2 separate regions of the Homo sapiens genome follow, and region 2 is linked to region 1. The links are chromatin loops, found by intact Hi-C in ENCODE. Cell type or tissue: psoas muscle. All regions are shown on one strand. Each heading gives the region's core, and the rest is flanking DNA. Links, peaks and the distances in the headings are about the cores only.

Region 1 (10,405 bases), core at 1,530-9,529:
GCTGCCGGAGTCGGCGTATTGCATGACGACCTGGGAGGGGGGCCCCAGGGTGAGCGTGTGTGGGATCATCGTCTGGTGGGGGTGGAGGTGGACGGGGATGGCCGGAGGAGAGGCGGTGCGGCCGGTGTTCTGCGGAGAACTGGAAATGTGGACGTACTGGTTCTGCTGGGCTGGTGGGGGGGACCCCGGGGTGATGAGCCCCGGAGCCCTGCTGAGGTGCTGCTGCTGCTGCTGCTGCTGCTGCTGCTGCTGCTGCTGCTGATGCTGATGCTGCTGCTGCTGCTGCTGCTGCTGCTGCTGCTGCTGCTCAGCCTTGTGTCCCGGCGTCTGGCTCAGACTGCCCATGTTGGCCAGCAGAGTGGAATAGGCCTCCAGCTGGGAGCGCTGGGATGGAGTGGTGGCCCCTGCGGCCGAGGCCACTGCACTGGTGACGGGGTTGGCGGTTGGGGGGATCAGCTGTGATGGGATGAAGCTGGCATAGGTTCCACTGTATTGGGAGGACCCAATGAACTGGAAGGTGTGCGGCAGGTGAGCGTACTGCACGGGGGACACCGGGGTCCCTGGCTGCGGGGTGGCGTACGCGGCAGGCAGCGTGGTGGCCACGGGGACAGACCTGGGAGCGCTGGGCGGGGAGTAGTCCAGCCCTGTGGACAATGCTTTGTGTAAACCTATTCCCTGTTGTAAACCAAGCTCCACCGAGGTCCCTGCCGGCCCATGCCTCCCGCCCCCGTGGCCCCGGCCACCAGGGTTGCCCGGGAGCCATGCTGTGCCCTCCACCCGGTGGTTGTCGCTGGGCAGGGTAGGGGCCTTCTCCTCGGAGGACCGGCTGGTGGCGGGGATCTCGCGCTTCTTGGGAGGCAGGCATTCGTTGCTCCGCTCTTGGTTGGATTTCATTTTTCGCCGTCCCCCCTCCACGGTGACTGTTTCACTGTCTGGATGGCTCTGATTTTAGTCTGATAAACGGAAAGTCACATTTGATTTCTGTAGGGGATCCAGGCTCTTCATGAGGAATCATCTCCCCGTGGGTACAATCCGCCAACAGCAGCTCTGGATGCTGGGAAAGGGAAGAGGGCAGTGACAAAGGGAAAAGGAAAGGGAGGAGAAAGGGAAGGAGGGAAAGGACATCAGAACATGAGCACCGGGGAAAGAACATCTTTGGCAAGATTAAGACTAGGCCCTGGACTCGGTGTGAACTCCCATAACCCAATCATACCCCAAGCACTGAAGCAGAGAAAACACTAGCCAACACTTTGGGAGGCCGAGGCAGGCAGATCACGAGGTCAGGAGATTAAGACCATCCTGGCTAACATGGTGAAACCCCGTCTCTACCAAAAATAAAAAATAAAAAACAAATTTAGCCTGGTGTAACATTAGCTGGCACACGGCTGTAGTCCCAGCTACTTGAGAGGCTGAGGCAGGAGAATTGCTTGAACCCAGGAGGCAGAGGTTGCAGTGAGCCGAGATTGCACCATTGTACTCCAGCCTGGGCAACAGAGCGACACTCTGTCTCCAAAAACGAAACAAAACAACAACAACAAAAACAAAAACACTAGCCGTGGCAGCTGCACATTATAAAGGAAGATTATGAAGACACTGGGCAAGTGAACACTGTAACACATATATTTTTTAATGGAGTTAACAACTCCCCTAAGATGTTCTCAATACCCTCTCTCCTGTTTTTTTTTCTCCTTTTCTTCTTCAAGGGCAGATGATGCAGTTCTTAAATTTCCTTTTCAGAAATGTTGGTTCCATTTCTCACCTCTCCTTTGCCTGGCTGGAACATAAAATGAAGCCCTTGGAGAGCATGACACCAGCTGGACCCTGCCCTCAGAGCCAGGCACTGAGAAAAAGCAGGTTAGCAGTGAAAGTCCAGAACAGTCCTTGCACTCGATTTCTGAATCCTCATCTGCCAGAGCCACTACTCTCCAAGATTCCCCTTAGCTCTGGGTCCACACTGGACCTACGATTTCCTCTCCCTAATACACACACACACAAACACACACACACACGCCAACTCAGCAGAGGCCGCCAGAAATAATCCTGTTCTCTGCAAGTTTCAAAAGAATTCCCAGTACAGCCACTCATATGATGACGGAGTGAGACTGTTAAAAACCGAATTTGATTATGGTTAAAAAACCCAAATACCATACAAAAATAGGGCTAGTGCACTGAATGTTTTCTCAGTGGGTTACATGCTTGGTTTGTCCATCTCTCTCTTCCTTTTCAAGTTGTCATTGAAGTTCCCCTTCACACCGTCCCCTTTCTCATTGGAAAGTAACAACTCGCCATTAACACTAGAGACGACAGCTCTTTCAGACAAATCAGATCAGTGTGTTCAAACCTGGACATACAAATGGTGACCCTGGAGCCAGTTCTTATGGTCAAGTATCTCAGTCTCTTACTAACCACTGAAGTCTGAGTTACTGCTGCTGTGTGGGCAAACCAATGCCCAACAGACAAGAGGCCAAATATCAGTGGAACTGACATGACCCAGGCTAGCAAGCAGCGGATGTGATTGCTTCCACAGGTAGCAGCTGTAGGTATGCACAGTGCAACATGCTGTGATTCTGAGAGCTGTGGGATTGGGCTTTGGGAATTCCACACCCTTGGGTTTTGGTATCTCACATCCAGACCCTCTTTTCAATGATCTGATTTTCTTTCTTTCTTTCTTTCTTTCTTTGGAGAGATGGGGTCTTGCTATGTTAACCAGGCTGGTCTTGAAATCCTGGCCTCAAGAAATCCTCCTTCCTTGGCCTCCCAAAGTGCTAGGATTCCAGGCATGAGCCACTGTGTGTAGCCAATGATCCGATTTTAAAACAAACACAATAAAGTAGCGGCCTTCAGCATTCAATCCTTGTCCATGTTGGAGCAACACTGAAATCCCTACTGAAACATAACCCCCTTTCTCTACTCTGCCCCCTACTTTGTAACTATTTTTTAGAGGGGGCAATGATTTTTTTCCTTCCTTCCTTCCTTTTTTTTTTTTTTTTTTTGAAAAGGTCTTGCTTCGTTGCTCAGACTGAAGTGCAGTGGCGTGATCTCGGCTTGCTGCAACCTGTGCCTCCTGGGCTCAAGTGATCCTCCCACCTCAGCCTCCCAGGTAGCTGGGACTACAGGTGCACGCCACCACACCCGGCTAATTTTTGTACTTTTTGTAGAGGTGGGGTTTTGCCATGTTGGCCAGGCTGGTCTTGAACAGGCCTCAGTGATCCACCCACTTGGCCTCCCGGTGCTGGGATTACAGGCATGAGCCACTGCAGCCAGCTTGGAAGGGGCAATGATTTAATGGCCCTTATTGGTTTTGCTCCAACATCATCAATGAACATCATAATGAAATGACAAATGATACAACAGAAAGTTCTCAATCCTTAATGATTTTGATCAGATATCTAGGAAGGTGCAGGTTTAGAAATTTGGTGTCTCGATATCAAAGGACATTTCAGTAAGAATAGAATTTCTCATATGACAAGAGAGGCGCTTAAAGACTGGGACGGAAATGAAAAATAAGGTTAAAAAAACCCTAAAACACTTATGCTGAAGAAATGAAGTGTTGAAGGAGTAATGTCACTTATTTACTCTCGCAACCCAGGTGTTTTTTTTTTGAGATGGAGTCTCACTCTGTCGCCCAGGCTGGAGGGCAATGTGCCAATCTCGGCTCACTGCAACCTCCGCCTCCCGGGTTCAAGCGATTCTCCTGCCTCAGCCTCCTGAGTAGCTGGGATTATAGGCGGCTGCCGCCATGCCTGGCTAATTTTTGTATTTTTAGTAGAGGCGGAGTTTCACCATGTTGGCCAGGCTGGTCTCGAACTCCTGACCTCAAATGATCCACCAGCCTCTACCTCCCAAAGTGCTGGGATTACAGGCGTGAGCCACTGCGCCCTGCCCACCTAGGGTTTTTGTAAGTGACAAATAACTGTGTTCTGTACAGCCTTCCCTTGTAAAAAGAAGTTCTAATAATGAACTTTTATCTTTAAATTTCAAGACTCACTCTTAAGAAAGGGAATGCCAAACGCTCCCACATTTCCATACCAACGAGCAAGGAAAACTCATGCGTGAGACCTACTCAGAGAGAACCAGTCCATGCGCCCCCTGCTGGCCCTCCTGCAGCACTGATCCAATAAAACCCCACAGGGTTTCATGAGGGATATTTATGCAAGAGTGATGTGTCAGAATGCAAAATGAGAACATTTGCATATAGTAGGCCCAGCCAGTAAGGGAATAGGTTAATTAGCCCAAGGCAGCACTAGGGAAGAAAAAGCAGCGGCATAAAAGTCCTTTCAAAGCCAAGTAAAATGTCAAACACATTCAGGAAGGGTCTATTAGCAATGCAAATGTAACATTGCCTGTACAATTGAATGCACAATACACAAAACTAGAAAACTCCTCTGAAGGTACTTCTTTAGGAAGCCAGCTTTCGTAAATTTGAAAAAGAATGCTGACTTGGTTCTCAGTAGTGCTCAGGTTTAATTATACTGTTTATTTGAGAGACATCGGCTTAGTCAGCCCTGAAGACTCACTGGACTGGTCTTCTGCGAAATGATTGCTAAGACATATTGGCCTTAACACACAAATCCAAATTTATTCTTCTGAAAACTTATCCATTGATAAACAGCATCTTTTCCAGAGATTGCCAATGAGAAATCAAGGACACAATGATTAAGACAGCAGTTGCAGCGAGCTGGGGCCAAACCGATAAAAGTTTCCACCCATCCTCCTCCTACATTTAGGGCTATTTACCAGTGCAGCACGGAGCAGACAGGGCTCTCTAACGCTGAGGTATGTGTCCCTTCTCTGGGCCCCGTAAGCTTTCAGTACTGATAAGGGGAAACCCACGGGTAGAGATTGGGTCTTGCTGTATTTTCAATGAACCACCAGAGGGCGCCCCAGGATGGCACCACATTCCTGGTCTATCGGGTGATCATGGGACTAAACAACAAAGAAGTAACTTATGAAGGTGGAAAAGTAGATTTGGAAAATAAGGAAGAGAGAAAAAGAAACGAAAGAAGAAAAAAGAAAAAAGGAGAGTGGGATTTCTGCTCTTAGAGTCTCTAGTTGCAGACAACTGGCCTCTGTGTCCTGAATTGCCCTCCCAGGGGACCCCCGAGGAGTTTATCTCTGGAAGCACCTGCCACAACAAAAAGATTTCTTCCAAACATGGGGCCATGCACAATTATATCAATGCCAAATTACCAGAGAGCCACATATGCAGATCGCACTGTTTAAACATTCCTATTGGAAAAGGGAAATTGGAGGGAGAGTTAATAGATGAATCAAGACAAATGTATTTAGAGTTTGCTACCCATGGTTTGCCTGATAATCACTGTTCTGAATACATTCATCTTAAGCCGCTTTAGAGCTACATTAACTATCTCTCTATCATAATTTCTAAATTTAGCCCAGTGGTATAAGGCTTTGCTAGTCGAAGTGTGGTCCTCCGACCCGTGACATCAGCATCCTCTGCAAGTTTGCTGGAAATGCAGACTCTCAGGCCCCACCCAGTCCTGCATTTTAACAAGATATCCAGATGATTCTATGCACAGTAAGGTTTGAGAAACCCTAGCAGCTATCCGATTAAATTTTCTACTGCTAAACTCTTAAGCAAATTAAACATCTCTAGCCTCTTCCTAATGGAGCAGGCACTGGGAAACCAAACTAGGTGTTGTACGTAAACACAGAGTTGATGGAGCCTCGGAGATAAACATCTAATATTTAGGTGATGCTCCACTGCTTCCTCTGGGGTCATCTAAACCTAATACGGCTGCAAATAACAAATGCTGCTTTTCTTCTGGTTCTTTACACAACTGCAGAGAAATATACTTTAAAAAGGCTATTATCATAAATTTTATACACAACTCAATCATTCCCAGGAAGAAAAATGAAATTTAACAAAGGAAGCTCCACACTTCTTTCTTTGCTATAATTTCATTTCGAGAAATTTTTTGCTATTACCATGGATTCAGACTGCTTGGGAAGTGATAGGAAAATGAGATGCTTCTGTGCTAGGGATGTGGGGAATATATGCCCACTGACTGCAAGTCCAGTAAATAGCAGCCAACTGCTCAGAATGGAAGATGCTCTTAGAATTTGATATATAAACTCCTAAAAATACATCTTAAACCTAGGGCAAGAAAATGGGTTGCTTTTCCTACACCCCCAATCCTGTGCTTCTCAGTTTGAATGAACCCATGGCTGCCTGGCCTGTATATCTATGGACAAACAGGGCACGGTTTCAGCTTTAAAGAAGAGGAAGAGCAGGCTGATGAGCTTGTGCCAGGACTGGAAAAACTACGTATGCAAACACTGAAGAGGGCAGAATACCTGGGTGTGAGGACAGAGGTTACTTGGGCATGTCAAGGATTCTCAAAGTGCTGACTCACCAATCTCCTTCCAGCTTTATTACATCACTAAACTGGAAGGCCTGTGTGGTGCACTGGCAGAAAGCACTTCATTTTGGCCAAGCATTAAAAACAGGTCCAAACCCGACATGCTTGGAGTATCTAGAATGGAGAAAGGTGGATTGGATGATAGCTATAATTAGATGCCTTTATGGTTGACTGAACAGGCATGCCCCCAAAGTGGATCACACATTCATTCATCAAACACTCATTCCGTTTCTAGTATGTATGACGGGGACCTCAATTGTTCAATGTCAGTGTGAAGCAAATGGTATGCCAGAACTCTATTTTTAGTTCTGTTCTATTCAATACTAATACAGTGTTTTGGTTATCATATTTCGAAGTAACAGAAGGCTAGAAGGGATATATGTTGCGAATAAGATTCAAATATATCTTAAGAAGCCGGAAGTGATGGTACCAAACCAGGAAAATTAAGATCAATGAGAATAAATGTAAATGCCTGCCCTTGGTTTCAACAGCTCAATTAGCCTACTAGCAGGGTTGAAGAGATCTGGTTTAATAATGGTTTCAATGAAAGAGCCCAGAAAGTTTTTGTTTGACTATACACTCAATATGAACAACCATTTGGTAGGGTTCTTAAAAAGTATAGTAATTATAACCTTCATTAAAAAAAATATAATGTTCAGGCTGGGTTCAGTGGCTCACACCTGTAATCCCAGCACTTTGGGAGCCCAGGAGCTCAAGGCCAGCCTGGACAACATATCGAGATCCTGTCTCTACAAAAAATAAAAAAAATTAGCTAGGCATGGTGGTTTGCATCTGTGGTCCTAGCTACCCAGGAGGCTAAGGCAGGAGGATTGCTTGAGCCCAGGAGGTTGAGGCTGCAGTGAGCCATGATTGCTCCACTGCACTCCAGCCTAGGTGATAAAGCAAGACCCTGTCTCAAGAAAAGAGAAAGAAAACAATGTTCAGAATAAGGGAATAAATACTGCAACCATAGATGGCACGGGTAAAGCCACAGTTGAAATCCTGCTGCAAAGGCACGTGGGAAGGATGGGGCATGTCTAGGGGGAGTGATCAGTTGCGCAAGAGGTCTGGAGGCAAGCAGATGAGTAACAGCTGAGACAACTGGGAATGAGTGCCCTGGGGAAGAACAGAAAAAGCTGCAGCATTAGGAAGCAATGAGAATGGTTAAAAATGGACTGGGCTGCCTCATGAGTCAGGGATCTCTGGGTCACCCCAAGGGTCAGGATAGAAACTCAGGGATATGGGGTAGGGGTCCCTGCCCTGGTTGGGTGTTCGAACTACTTACTCTACATTTTTTTGCCATTAGGAACATTCTGAGACTGTGATTCCACTCTGTGTCAAGGTGGCTGGCTTGTCATCCCAGTCTACTGTCACAATTTCTTCTTGCTGTGTCCTCAGTGGAAACTGACTATTGACCTTCTCTTCCATGTCTATCTAAGCGTGGAGCTTCATGGGGCAGGCCTCTTGGCCCAAAATGAGGAGGCTCCTGAAGGGGACTGAAGGCCCTGTCTAGAGACATCCAGGCCAGAAACCACCAGAGAGGCGAGCTGGGACCTGGCACAACTTTGTAGAAGATGCTGTCTGAGAGCCTCGCCCCAACGCGCTCGGGTTTCCCTTCTCGGCTCTGCACCCCTGGGACATGGGATCTTGCTCTTCACGGAAGTGTAGTGAGTGAGAAGAGAAAAAGCAAGAAATGAAAGCTCGTAATCCAAGCTAGAAGGAGTCCACACGAGGGCCTAAGGACATAAAAAATAAATAATTTTATGTATCTTAATTTTTATCATGAATAAGGAAGGACAGTGGGTTGAATGGTAGATCCCTAAAAGTTATGCCCACTCAGAACCTGGGAATGGCTTTATTTGGAAAAAGGGTCTTTGCAGATGTAATTATGGATTTGGAAATGAGATCATGCTGGATGATCCAGGTGGGCCCTCAATTCAAAGACAAATGTCCTTATAAGAGAAAGGCAGAGAAAGATGTGAGATGTACAGAGGCAAAGGCCCTGTGGAGGCAGAGGCAGAGAGACTGGAATGACGCAGTCCCAAGCCAAGGATCACCCGAAGCTACTAGAAGCAGCAAGAAGCAAGGAAAGATTATCCCCTAGAGCCTATGAAGGGAACATGGCTCCACCAGCACCTTAATTTTAGACTTCAAGCCTCCAGGAGTGTTAGAGAATACTTTTCTGTTGTTTTAAGCCACGATATGTTTTGGTAATTTATTATGGCAGCCCTAAGAAACCAATCCAAATATCTTCCATTTATTGATTACTTATTATACATGCCAAGAACCTTACTTAAATATCTCATTTACTCTTCATAACAAATTTGTGAGGTTTGTATTATTATCTCCATTTTCCAGATAAGGACACTGAGGTTTTCCCAAGGCCATACAGTCAGAGGTAGAACTAGCACTGGAAATCACTTTCTTAGTCTACCCAACCATGATGCGGGTTACACTCACCTCCTGGCTATGGCGATGGCAGCCTCATAGCAAATATGCCTATTTATTTTTCATGTAGAAAAGGGACAGAATGCACAGGGATAAGTAGGGGAAAAGATGTCTAGGGGACCTCTGCACCATGTTGACTAATCAAGAACTGCAGCTGGTGAGACGTTCAGTAAGGAAGAGACTGATCAGTGACCAAGGAAGAGAGGTCAGGATGTTTGTATTTCCCAGGCAAGCAAGCAGGGGACCTCAGGCTCAGCAGCCAAGTTCAAGACCACCCACCCAATTGTGATCCAGGCCATAGGAGTGGTGAGACTGCAGAAGGAGCCTCTGGCACAGGTCGGACGTGAGGAACTGAGAGCACTAACATGCTTTTGAAACAAGCTCTCTCCCTCTAGTGTCACAAGAAGCAAGTTCAAGCCTGCAACCTGGCACAGGCTCCCCTGAGTCCGTGGCAGCCAGCAGCACACACCACATTTTCCTTTTCTTTGAGGCAAGACCTTCCTGGGGGTGGTTGGGTCAGGGGAATCTGCCACTACCACTGCCAGCTGGGACTGCAGTGGGTCAAGCAAAGGCAGGAGAAAAGCAGCCCCACTACTTATATTATCAGCACCACGAATAGTAGTGTTTTTTGACCCCATGCATCTATAGACTTTTTGGGCAATGGATACGACTATACTTGAAGCAATGATTAAAAAATTTAAATCCACCCAAAATAATAGTCTCATTCGGGTGGTCGCTGGCTTGGGTAGCTCTGCGTCCAGTGGGGAGTTGTTCTTTGATTAAGGGCCTTGAAGGGGAGGCTGGAAAGAATTCCTCAAGACACACAGCTGCACTGGCTGCCATTCTGCTGAACTTGTCTGCTTGGCACGTGGTTAAGTTGCTGTCTCCCTTATCCCTAAGTGGGGCTGAGTGATTTGCTACTACCTGTCCACATAATGGAGGGCCAGGCTTCATCAATTCTTAGATTCCTGGCTTCTGCCATTGCTATTCGTAGTGAGCAGATGACAGTTCTGGGGGTGCAGTTAGTGAGCTCTGCCACCCCTGGAAACATCAGGACATCGGCCATGTGGCTGGGGTCCCCCTGCGTGGCTCATGGCACATGTCCGTGAGAGCTGGAGGATCAGCCTGGATGAGGAAGGAGGAGGGGCGGGGCCACAGCTTGGCTGGGCCATCCCTAGAAGCCGGCTCACATGGAAAACGCGCTGCAGTGGCTGTGTAGCCAGTGTCTCTGGCGGCCTGCCCATGCCGGAATTCCTGGAAAGGCTCAAGATGGAAAAATAACCATCTGGATCCAAGCTGGTCCCAAATGAATTGTCTGACAGAGGTTGAGTTGGAGTTTTTAAGAAAAGCTGGAAATGCCTTTCTGTCAAGACCTTTCCTGATTCAATACAGAAGCAAATACTTTTTTGCTTTAAAGCGTAGTGCATTCCAGGTTAGCTACCCGGGGGCACCCACGTTTCTGTTTATCCACCACTCTGGTTGAAGGCTGGGAACAGTTACACAGATGCTTTCCACGCTGCCTGGAGTTAGTGGTTCTCATCCCAGTCCAGACTAACTTGTTTCAAAGTGAGAGG
Region 2 (10,405 bases), core at 1,494-9,493, 340 kb after region 1:
GTCTTGCTTTTAATTTTTTTGTTAACGGAAAGAGGGCAGCCCATATCATATACCAGCCGGTACGTTCCATAGGATGTTATATTCCATTGTGGAACATTATGTTGTGCCAAAATTAAAAGGAGGATAAAAAAAGGTTGGGATAATTTGTTTTTAAAGGTTGGGATAAATTTGGGAAAGACTTTGGAGGGTCTCATATGTTCATGTGTATTGTAAATCTATGAGGGGAGAAAGCACTCATCTAGGCCCAAAATATATTTTACCACAGAACACTTTTTCCAGAAGAAAGGTGAAACCAGTGGACACAGGGTGTAGACACTGACCAGACTAGGCCAGTGGTCCTCACACTTTTGGTCCTCACACTTAAAAGCTCCTTGGGTCCTCAATAAATTTTAAGAGTATAAAGTTTCCTCTATACTCCTAAAATTTATTGAGGACCCCAAGGAACTTTTCATTAGGTAGATCATATTTAACAACTATTATACCATATTAGAAGCAAAATTGAGAAAAATGTAAAATATTCATTAGTTCATTTAATAGAAATACTAATATACCCATTGCATACTACATGAAATAACATCTTTATGAAAAAATAATTATATTTTTCAGAACAAAAAAGTTAGTGACAAGAGTGAGATCCATTTAGATTTTTGCAGCTCTCTTTAATGCCTGGCTTAATGGAAAATGGTTAAATTCTCTTCTGTGCCTCTGAATTCAGTTTTCTGTGATATGTTGTTTGGTTGAAGTATGTGGAGAAGATGTGGCCAATAGTTTCAGCAATTGTGGATATTCTTTTTTTATATCATACCAAAACTCAATAAGTGGTAGTTTCTTAAAGGGGAGCAGCACCATGGAATCTGAAGCATAGAAATAAACTCTAAGTATTCTTTTATATTAAAATTCATTAGTCTATCTTGAACTTTGGATGGATCTTTAGCTATGCATGATTTTGTAACATCATACCCTGGTCATTTGGAAAATTATATTAGTTCAGTGAATTATGCAAATCTTCCAAAAGTTGACACATTTCATTACACAATATCATCACACATCATATAGCCTCTGAAAAACTCCGCTGTACACATGGAAGAGAATGGGAATGGAATAGGTAAATAATGTCTTAGTATTACCATAAAAATAATCTTGATCTTACAGATGTCCCTCCAGAAAAGGTCTTGGGTGGGGGTGGGGGGGTTCCCAAAGTGAGAACTGCTGACCAGGCAGACATTCTAAACCCCACAGATCCCTACTGGAAGTAAAAGCACAGAACTCTAGGTTTCCTTCTGGCCTCAATTTCCATAATTCCCACCATTTGTCCTCTTGGGGATCACTGAGTACAACCTAACAAAGACCATTAACCCATGTGGTCAAGAACATGAGATAAACCATGAGGGCACCAGAGGGAAGAGTTATCTGTGGGCGGAAAACTGTATTTACTTGGATTCTACTAGGCAAGAAACTGTGAGAAGTGTGCATTTTTAATTTTGTTTTATTTTTATGGGTACATGATCGTTGTGCATATTTATTGGGTACATGTGATTTTTTGATACAAGCACACAATGTGTAATGGTCAAATCAAGGTATTTGGGATACCCATCACTTCATTTCTTTTTGTTAGGGACATTCCAAATTCATTCCTCTAGTTATTTTGAAATATACAATAAGTTATTGTTAACTATTGTTGCCCTATTGTGCTACTGAACACTAGCTCTTATTCCTACTATCTAACTATATTTTTATAGCCACTAACCAACCTCTCTTTATTCCTCCCTCCTCACTACCCTTTCCATCCTCTGCTAACCATCATTCTACTCTCTGTCTCCATGACGTCATGTTTCTTAGCTCCCTCATATGAGTGAGAATATGTGATATTTGTCTTTCTGTGCCTGGCTTATTTTACTTAACATAACGTCTTCCAGTTCCAGCCATGTTGTTACAAATGACAGAATTTCATTCTTTTGTATGGCTGAATAATATTCCACTGTGTATATGTACCTTATTTTCTTTATCCATTCCTTCATTGATGGAGACTTAGATTGATTCCATATCTTGGCTATAATGAATAGCTGCAACAAACATGGGAGTGCAGGTATCTCTTCAATATACTGATTTCCTTTCTTCTGGATATATACATGACTTTTCTTTTCTTTCTTTCTTTTTTTTTGGAGTCTAGCTGTGTCACCAGGCTGGAGTGTAGTACTGTGATCTCAGCTCACTGCAACCTCTGACTCCCTGGTTCCAGTGATTCTCCTGCCTCAGCCTCCCGAGTAGCTGGGATTACTGGCACATGCCACCACACTCAGTTACTTTTTGCATTTATAGTAGAGACGGAGTTTCACCATGTTGGCCAGGATGGTCTTGCTCTCCTGACTTTGTGATCCGTTCGCCTCGGTCTCCCAAAGTGCTGGCATTACAGGTGTGAGCCACTGCACCCAGCCATGACTTTTTTTTTAGCAAACACTTTCTTCCAATCTAGGCTTTAAGAATCTAGTTAAAATTTCTTTTAACTAAAGGAATAAACTTTTAAAGTACATGGAAAGAGATTCAGAAAGACCTTTTTCATGAAATCAATTCATGAAGTAACTAGGTAAATTATAAATCATTATCTATTTAGAAAGAAAATACGCAAAGAACTACTAAACAACACTGGTTATCTTTGGGTGTTAATGGACACATGCAATGATAATAGCTAACATTCACATGTTAAGCCCTTGAGTTTCATTATCTCCTCTAAGCCCTAGAACCATCCTAGGCAGTGGACACTTTTATTACCCGCCTTCTAATAAATAAAGAAATGGAGGTGAAGGAGCTACATAATGTACCCACAAGTGACAGATTGAGGACTCCAACCTCCATCCACCTGAGAGCAAAGATTCTCTATCTCCTCAGTCTGCTGCCTCCTTTCCAATTAATAGTTGACTGAACTTCGGTAGATTCTTCCTCTGGCAGGTATTCCACAATCATGAAACATCCTCTTCACTTTCTTGTTTCAAAGTGAGGAGTTGGCTTGATGAATTGGCTCAGAGCCCATCCTAAAATATGTACGTGTCGGTAAGATTCTTTTGCCTCCCCAAAGCAGACCGGTTATCACATGGAAAAAGGAGTCTCACTCACAAGCCACACGCTGGATTCTGTGAGGTTAAAACTTTTGATTCTTAGAAGGACATGAGGATAGAGCACTGATGTTCTGTAAACAAAATGATGGTCTGTAAACAAAATTCAAGGTATCCTCAGCCCAGCCCGAATCCCCTGTTTATTCCTCTGAAAGCACATTTATGAAACAAGCTCTGCAAAAATGCCAGTCATCTCTAAGGCACCACAGTAAGGCAAGGAGCTATGTAGTGTTATCCTTTTGAAGTGCTTTCTAAACGCTTAACTCCCTTGGGTCAGTTGATTCACCATCCACCTCTGTCCCCTTTGCTTATTATTTCTCTCACCTCAGATGGCTTTCCTTCTGCTAACCCACAATCGTTAAAAACATACTGAACACTTTCTAGATTATTCTTAGTCATTTTTCAATGCCCGGCTCAAGACATTTGTCTTTCTATAACCACTGCAGCTCACTCTTTCCCCAAAGTGCCTCGGGCCAGGACTCCCATCAAGGTGGGCTTACCTATGTGCTCTCTGACCCCCTGTAATGTTGCCTCATTTGTGTGAGTCTCGGCTTTCGTAACTATTAATAGATGACAGATGTTCTTAAAACCTTCTAGAGAAATCTCTCAAGGCAGTGCACATAGTGCCAGATACAAAATATCATGCTTGCTCTCATTTTTCTCTAATTGAGTGAGGACTAAAGAACACTGGCATGTTTTTTTTGTTTTTGTTTTCTTATTTTTTTGTTTTTATTACTAAAGTTTTAGGGTACATGTGCACAATGTGCAGGTTTGTTACATATGTACACATGTGCCATGTTGGTGTGCTGCAACCATTAACTCGTCATTTAGCATTAGGTATATCTCCTAATGCTATCCCTCCCCCCTCCCCCAACCCCACAACAGGCCCCAGTGTGTGATGTTCCCCTTCCTGTGTCCATGGAACACAGGCATGTTTTTAACGTTGATTTTATTTTTAAACATCTTGCCTTTTGGTCTTGAGAGTCAAGATATTAGCCATGTAATTGAACCAGAAGCTTTAGATATTATTAAAGAGAACAGGAGTCTATAGAGTTCAGCCAAGGGTGCCCACTGAGAAGCTCCATGCTAGTTTATTTGTGACTTTCTCAGGGAAGAGAATTAGGTCTGTCCTACTGCAAACTGAAATAGAATAAAGTAGGATAGTATACTAACTCTTGGCAAAAAATTCTCAGCCATTCTTAATGACATCCATACCTCCAGTTCCATGCCCTGTTCAAGCATTTCGTATACCTCTGTTTTCAGTAGGAATGCCACAAACTGGTATGGAGCTTTTATTATTTTATTTTATTTTTTATTTTATTTTATTTTATTTACTTTATTTTATTTTGAGATAGGGGTCTATGTTGCCCAGTCTGGTCTTGAACTCCTGGCCTCAAGCAATCCTCCCACCTTGGCCTCCTGGGTAAGGATCTTTGTAATGAATATTATTATTTGGATGACAGACTGCAGGAAGCCCAGAATCCACCCCATTTTCTTGGCATCATAATTACTCTTTGAGAAATTGTGCTGTACACTTTGTATAAAATGAGAGCATGTAAATCAAGCAATAATAACAACAATCCTCCCATAGTATGTCAAACTCACGAGGCATTTCCTTCTCCTCCAAACCCTCCTTTCTCTCAGACAAACCAAGTAATTGAAGACATGTATTTTCAAGGAACATGGCTAAGAGCAGACTGTTTCTTTACCACATCAAACTTCTGTGCAGAAGTTAAGAAAGGAGAATCACTCTAATGCTTATTCCTAATGACTGTGATAGACTTTCTGCCTTGAATGGTGCATTTCCATTTGTAAGCTCCATTTATAGAATCACACAAGTTTTTGCCTTCCTCTGAAACCTAACACCCTGATCTTACCCTTTTTTGTATACATCACTCTTGGTGGAAATTTTCAACAACCACAAAGGTGGGGGAAAGGGCGTGGCGTACACTGACTCCTTAGTCATGTTTCCTGATGTTGCCATTTTAGTGTATTTTAAGTATTTACTTATGGCAACAATTATAGTTCACAAAGCACTGTTCTCTTTTTCCATCCGGCAGACCCCCTTGGTGTGCTCTACTACAAAAGGCAGTTTTCTGAATCACTGCTATTAATCAGTAAAGAATTGATGTCCCTATTTGGTGAATAGCAAACTGCTCCTATTGCTCTCTGAACTGAACTGAACAATCTTTTTTTTTTTTTTTTTTTTTTACTTTAAGTTCTGGGACAAATGTGCAGAACGTGCAGGTTTGTTACATAAGTATACATGTATCACGGTGGTTTGTTGTACCCTTCAACCCGTCATCTAGGTTTTAAGCCCCAAATGCATTAGGTATTTGTCCAAATGGAACTCAGCAGTCAGCAAAATATATTAAATTTGTCAGTTCTAGAATAACTCTTGTTGCCTACCTCCACATTCACATTGGTGATGTCTACTCCCTGTCCTCACTCCTGAGCACCTGTCACCTCAGACCACACCACTGAAGCTGACCACCCCATGACCCCCAACCAAGAAAGGGTAAGCCAACACAGAGAAGCCAGGGTGGGCGCTCAGAGAGACTCCTGGGTCTGGTCACTTCTGTGGGTCCACTAAGCCTGTTCCTGGTACCCCAATATCACTAAGTGGCCCAACTTAGAAATACTAGAATCAACTCCTCTGCCTTCCCCCTTATTCCACAGGTCAGCAGGGACCAAATCCTATCAATTCTATTTCCTGGTTATGCTACTTGAATCCTTCCCTTTCTGCCTCTCCAGCAAGTCTGGCTCTGCCGTCACTCACCCCTCGTGCCCTCTCACCCAGATGTCTGCCTGCTCTCATGGTTCTCCAATCACCTCTCCAGAATGCCACAAAAGCTGGCTCTAGAAAATACAGATCTGATCCTTGTACTCTCCAAACTGAAAACCATGGTGACTGCAGTATACTCTCCAAACTATCACTAAAGAGGAAGGGGGATGTGAAACATATACAGTACATTACTCTCTGCGATCTTCCTCTGTGCTATCAACAAGCAAGAAAAAAGAGATCTGGAGAAAACAGATGTGGAGGATACATGCAGAGGACCAAGAACCAAGATTTTATTCAGATTTCCTTCCGTTTTTACTTGGCTCATCTATATTTTGGGTCAGTTTTTTAGAACTCAATTTGACTTTTAATCATTAAAAATGATCCTAGAAGCATGTCCTGTGAGGCACTGCCAAGTCGCATTGATGCATTTCATTACTGCTTGAAAGGCCACATATTCAAAACACTACTAGAAGTCAGGCTAAAGAAAATAAAATGATTTTGGATATTTTTAAGCAGTTACTAAAACAGAAACAAATGTTATTTTTAATCTCTGGCTCACTGTAAACTGACAAGATATGAATATGAATTTTACCAAGTAATGTATAATAACTGCTTCTGCTCACCACAACCACATGCCAACAACTCAATTTTATATTTCATTTCGATGTTACATGTGGAACATATAATCTAGATTACAAACCATCCTCATTACAGTCCATTTACTCTAGCTAATTTTTGATAGCATGACATCATTAGCATAAAAAAGCTTAGTGAATAACTATTCTGAAATTTGCTTTTATAAAAGTCCTTGCAAAGTTTTACATTTCTAAACAAGTGAAAACCAATAGCTGAAAAATTGTAAGATGATGCCATAATTGTCCAAATGTTGCTCAGTTCACCAACAGGCTTACTGAGTAGGTTCTTTAGAAAGAAATTCTGCCAGGTAGTTTGTAATAAGAAGTATCTGCTATGGATCATGCCTTTACAAAGTTTACATTCCAGCAGGGAGGAAAGCATGTACACAATTGGCACTTTTCTTTTCTTTCTTTTTTTTTTTTTTTGCAGTAACGTAACAGAATAAGAGAAGTACAAAAGAGCTACAAAGTCTCAAAAGAGGAACCATTTTATGCAGGAGAGGGTATCAGGAAAGATTCTGGTAAGAAAGTGGGCCTCAGGAGCTAGGCAGATGGGAATTTTGAACTCTAAGTGTCTATTTCTGAAGTGAAACTAATCAATGTGTTTCTACAGTTAACATTTATTGAGCAACTACTATGTGTCACAAAGTTCATAAATGTTATCTCTAAGCTTCCAAACAAACATGGAATGACAGCCTGGTTACAAATGATTAAAAAGGGACTCACAGAGTCTATTAACATTCCCAAGAGTCATTAGTTCTTACTGAACATTAGTAAGCCAAAGGCATATTTATATCAACACAAGAGTTAATCACACAGAAAAGATGACAGTCTTAATTCGAACAATCAAGGGTCAAAATCATTATATATTTTGAATACGAATATGGTTGAATATGACAAGGATTTGAATACGTCAAAACACAAATCACATTCCCTGACATGTAACTGAAATGACAAGAATATCAAGAACTTAAGTACATGTTTATTCTAACCTCTAACATCAGTATTATGCAATGATTTCATTTTAAACTAAATGATTAAAATGTACCTTTGTTTTAAAATAGGTATTTGAGTTTCTACAGCAGTGTTTCTCCAAGTGTGAGCCAAGGACCTTTTATGTTAAATGAATCACAGGAGGGTGCTCGTTAAAAGTACAACTCCTGGGCCCCACCCCTGACCTATTTAACATACTTTAAGGCCCAGGAATCTGAATTTTCAACAGGACTAAGTTGTATATTCAAGTCCTAGGGCCTCTGGTCTAGAGTTTCCTCCCCACACCTTTCCCCCCAACACGTTTCCCTCTTGTTTACTCCCTTACTGAAATGTGTCTTTGCCAATTTAAACAATTACTTTTCAACATCCTCCAAATGTTTTCTGTGTCATACTGCATTAAAAGAAAAATTACTTCTAAACACTAAAATTATACCACAGGAAAAAAAAAGGCTTTTTTAAAAACCCATTTTTATAACACTTCTTTTGCTACATCTAGCTCAAGTCAGCAAAATGTGGCTCTAGTAAATGCCTTGGAGTCTGTGGTAGGCACAACAAGGGACCTTCAAACATACCCACGTCCTAATCCCCAGAATCAGTCTGTGAATTCGTGGTAAAAGCGATTTCACAGATGTGATGACATTAAGGATCTGGAGATGGGGAGATGATACAGGTGGGTCCAATGTAATCGCAAGGAAGTTTAAAAGTCTGAGAAGGAGGAAGAAGTGTCAGAGGAAGATTCAACTATGGAAACACAGCACAGAGAGATGCAACATTGATGGCTTTGAAGATAGGGGAAGGGGCCAGGAGCCAAGAAATACAATGGCATCTAGACAATGGAAAAAGGTGGGCCAGGCACGATGGTTCATGCCTGTGATCCCAGCACTCTGGGAGGCCGAGGCGGGTGGATCGCCTGAGGTCGAGAGTTCGAGACCAGCCTGGCCAACATGGAGAAACCCCACTCTAGTAAAAATATAAAATTTAGTTGGGTATGGTGCTGGGCTACTCCCAGCTACTTGGGAGGCTGAGGCAGGAGAATTGCTTGAACCTTGGAGACGGAGGTGGCACTGAGCCAATATGTGCCACTGCACTCCAGCCTGGGCGACAGAATGAGACTCCGTTCCCCCCCGCCAAAAAAAAAAAAAAAAGAAAAGAAAAGAAAGAAAACGGAAAAGGCAAGGATATGAATTATTCTCTAGAGTCCCTACAGAGAATGAGCCTGGCTGACACTTTGATTTCAGCCTGGTGAGACCTGTATTGGATTTCTGACCTGCAGAACTGTCAGATAAAAACAGTTGCTTTAAGCCACAAAGTTCCTGATAAGTTGTTACAGCAGCAATGAAAAACTAACACAGGTGCTTTGAAGAAACTCAGGTCACCTCTAACACAAAGGCCATGGCCCAGCCAGCCACCCACATACTTTCCGGCTTTACCAAACACATAAAGACAGAATCCCAAATATTAATTTGGCACAAATGGGATATGGCCCGGGTAGTTTATTTTCATGCAATGCTGCTACCTCTTTTCTCCGTTTCCTTCCTTATCCTGCTCTTCCCACTCACGCCTGCAGCTTACCTCCTCACCTTTGTCAAGGCAGGCTGATTTATCAGCTTGGAAACTATGAGAAGGAAAGGGTCTAAGGCAGGGTTTCTCAACTCCAGCACTATTAACATTTTGGGCCAGATGATCCTTGGTTGAGGCAGAGGACTGTTTGGTGCATTGTAGGATATGATATTGATTGATTGATTGATTTTTAAAAATCATTCATTCATTCATTCATTCAAGAGACCCCTGACTCTGCTGCCCAGGCTGGAGTGTAGTGACGCCATCACAGCTCACTGCAGCCTCAAACTCCTGAGCTCAGGCGATCCTCCTGCCTCGACCTCCTAAAGTGCTGGGATTACAGGTGTGAGCCAATGCCCCCAGCCCCATTGCAGGATGTTCAGCAGCATTTCTGGCCTCTACTCACTAGATGCCAGTATTGCTACCTTGTTTTCCCATTTGGGACGATCAAAAAGTGTCTCCAAACATTGCCAAATGTCCTGAGAGGGCAAAATGGTCCCCAGTTGAGATCCACTGGTTGACAGCATGTGGCAGTTAATGTGGTGGTCTGTGTTCTCTCCATCAGTTCCCTCCCATACATGGAAATGCTCTAACGTGTTTTATATATATATATATTCTTACATTGCTGCTGGTCTCATTCAAATGAGTCTCCCAAGGATTCAGTCTGTTTGACATTTTAAAACAGCTCAAACTCAGAATTCAACCACAGGACTTTTTTTTAAAATGGCCCCACTATACTTATTCCCAGCCACAGGCAAGGGAAACATGGCTTTTCCACAATGACCCGCAGCCCAACCTAGCCAACAAGCTCACAATTCATCCATACTGCTGCTACAGAGGCGACAGAGGTCAGCACTTGCTATTTGACTGTTACAGAGAACTTTCTTTTTTTTTTTTTTTTTTTTTTTTGAGACGGAGTCTCGCTCTGTTGCCAGGCTGGAGTGCAGTGGTGTGATCTCGGCTCACTGCAACACTGCAAGCTCCGCCTCATGGGTTCAAGCGATTCTCCTGCCTCAGCCTCCCAAGTAGCTGGGATTACAGGCGCCCACCACCACGCCCAGCTAATTTTTTTTTTTTTTGTATTTTTAGTAGAGACGGGGTTTCACTGTATTAGCTAGGCTGGTCTCAAACTCCTCACCTCATGATCTGCCCACCTTGGCCTCCGAAAATGCTGGGATTATAGGCTTGAGCCACCACGCCCTGCCTACAGAGAACTTCCTAAAGTTCACTGCAACTTTATTACCTAGATTTCATTAATAAAAATCCTTTCAATCAGAAGGTTTAGCACAGTGTAGACCAAAGAGATCATTCACTGAAAGGCT

The links. A loop is a pair of places that touch in the nucleus more often than their neighbours do. Peaks named below come from ENCODE experiments on the same cell type or tissue, not always from the same donor. Only the 100,000 strongest peaks of a DNase experiment are listed, where the experiment ranks them.
Region 2: it touches region 1 in a loop (2.2-fold over the local background); 3 of 110 quality-filtered maps call a loop at or near these places.

What each region holds. Positions count from the first base shown.
Region 1 is chr6:16,327,417-16,337,821 of GRCh38, forward strand. It overlaps ATXN1 (ataxin 1), which reads right to left. Exons shown (of 8, transcript NM_001128164.2): 7 at 1-1,054. The coding sequence starts at 894. It overlaps LOC127903862, which reads right to left and starts at 1,015. Exons shown (of 1, transcript NM_001414722.1): 1 at 926-1,015. The coding sequence starts at 1,015. The coding sequence ends at 926. RefSeq lists enhancers at 1-519, 4,682-4,976 and a silencer at 4,682-4,976. In psoas muscle, for the core only: CTCF peaks have their summits at 4,112 (motif pointing left) and 4,880 (motif pointing right); DNase peaks (open chromatin) are centred at 4,075, 4,865 and 7,435; H3K27ac peaks cover 4,684 bases.
Region 2 is chr6:16,664,369-16,674,773 of GRCh38, forward strand. All of the region lies in intron 2 of ATXN1 (ataxin 1), which reads right to left. Among named protein-coding and RNA genes, the nearest start is that of ATXN1-AS1, 92 kb to the right of the region's middle. RefSeq lists a silencer at 6,328-6,407 and an enhancer at 7,942-8,443. In psoas muscle, for the core only: no CTCF peak of the experiment used is centred there; a DNase peak (open chromatin) is centred at 5,893.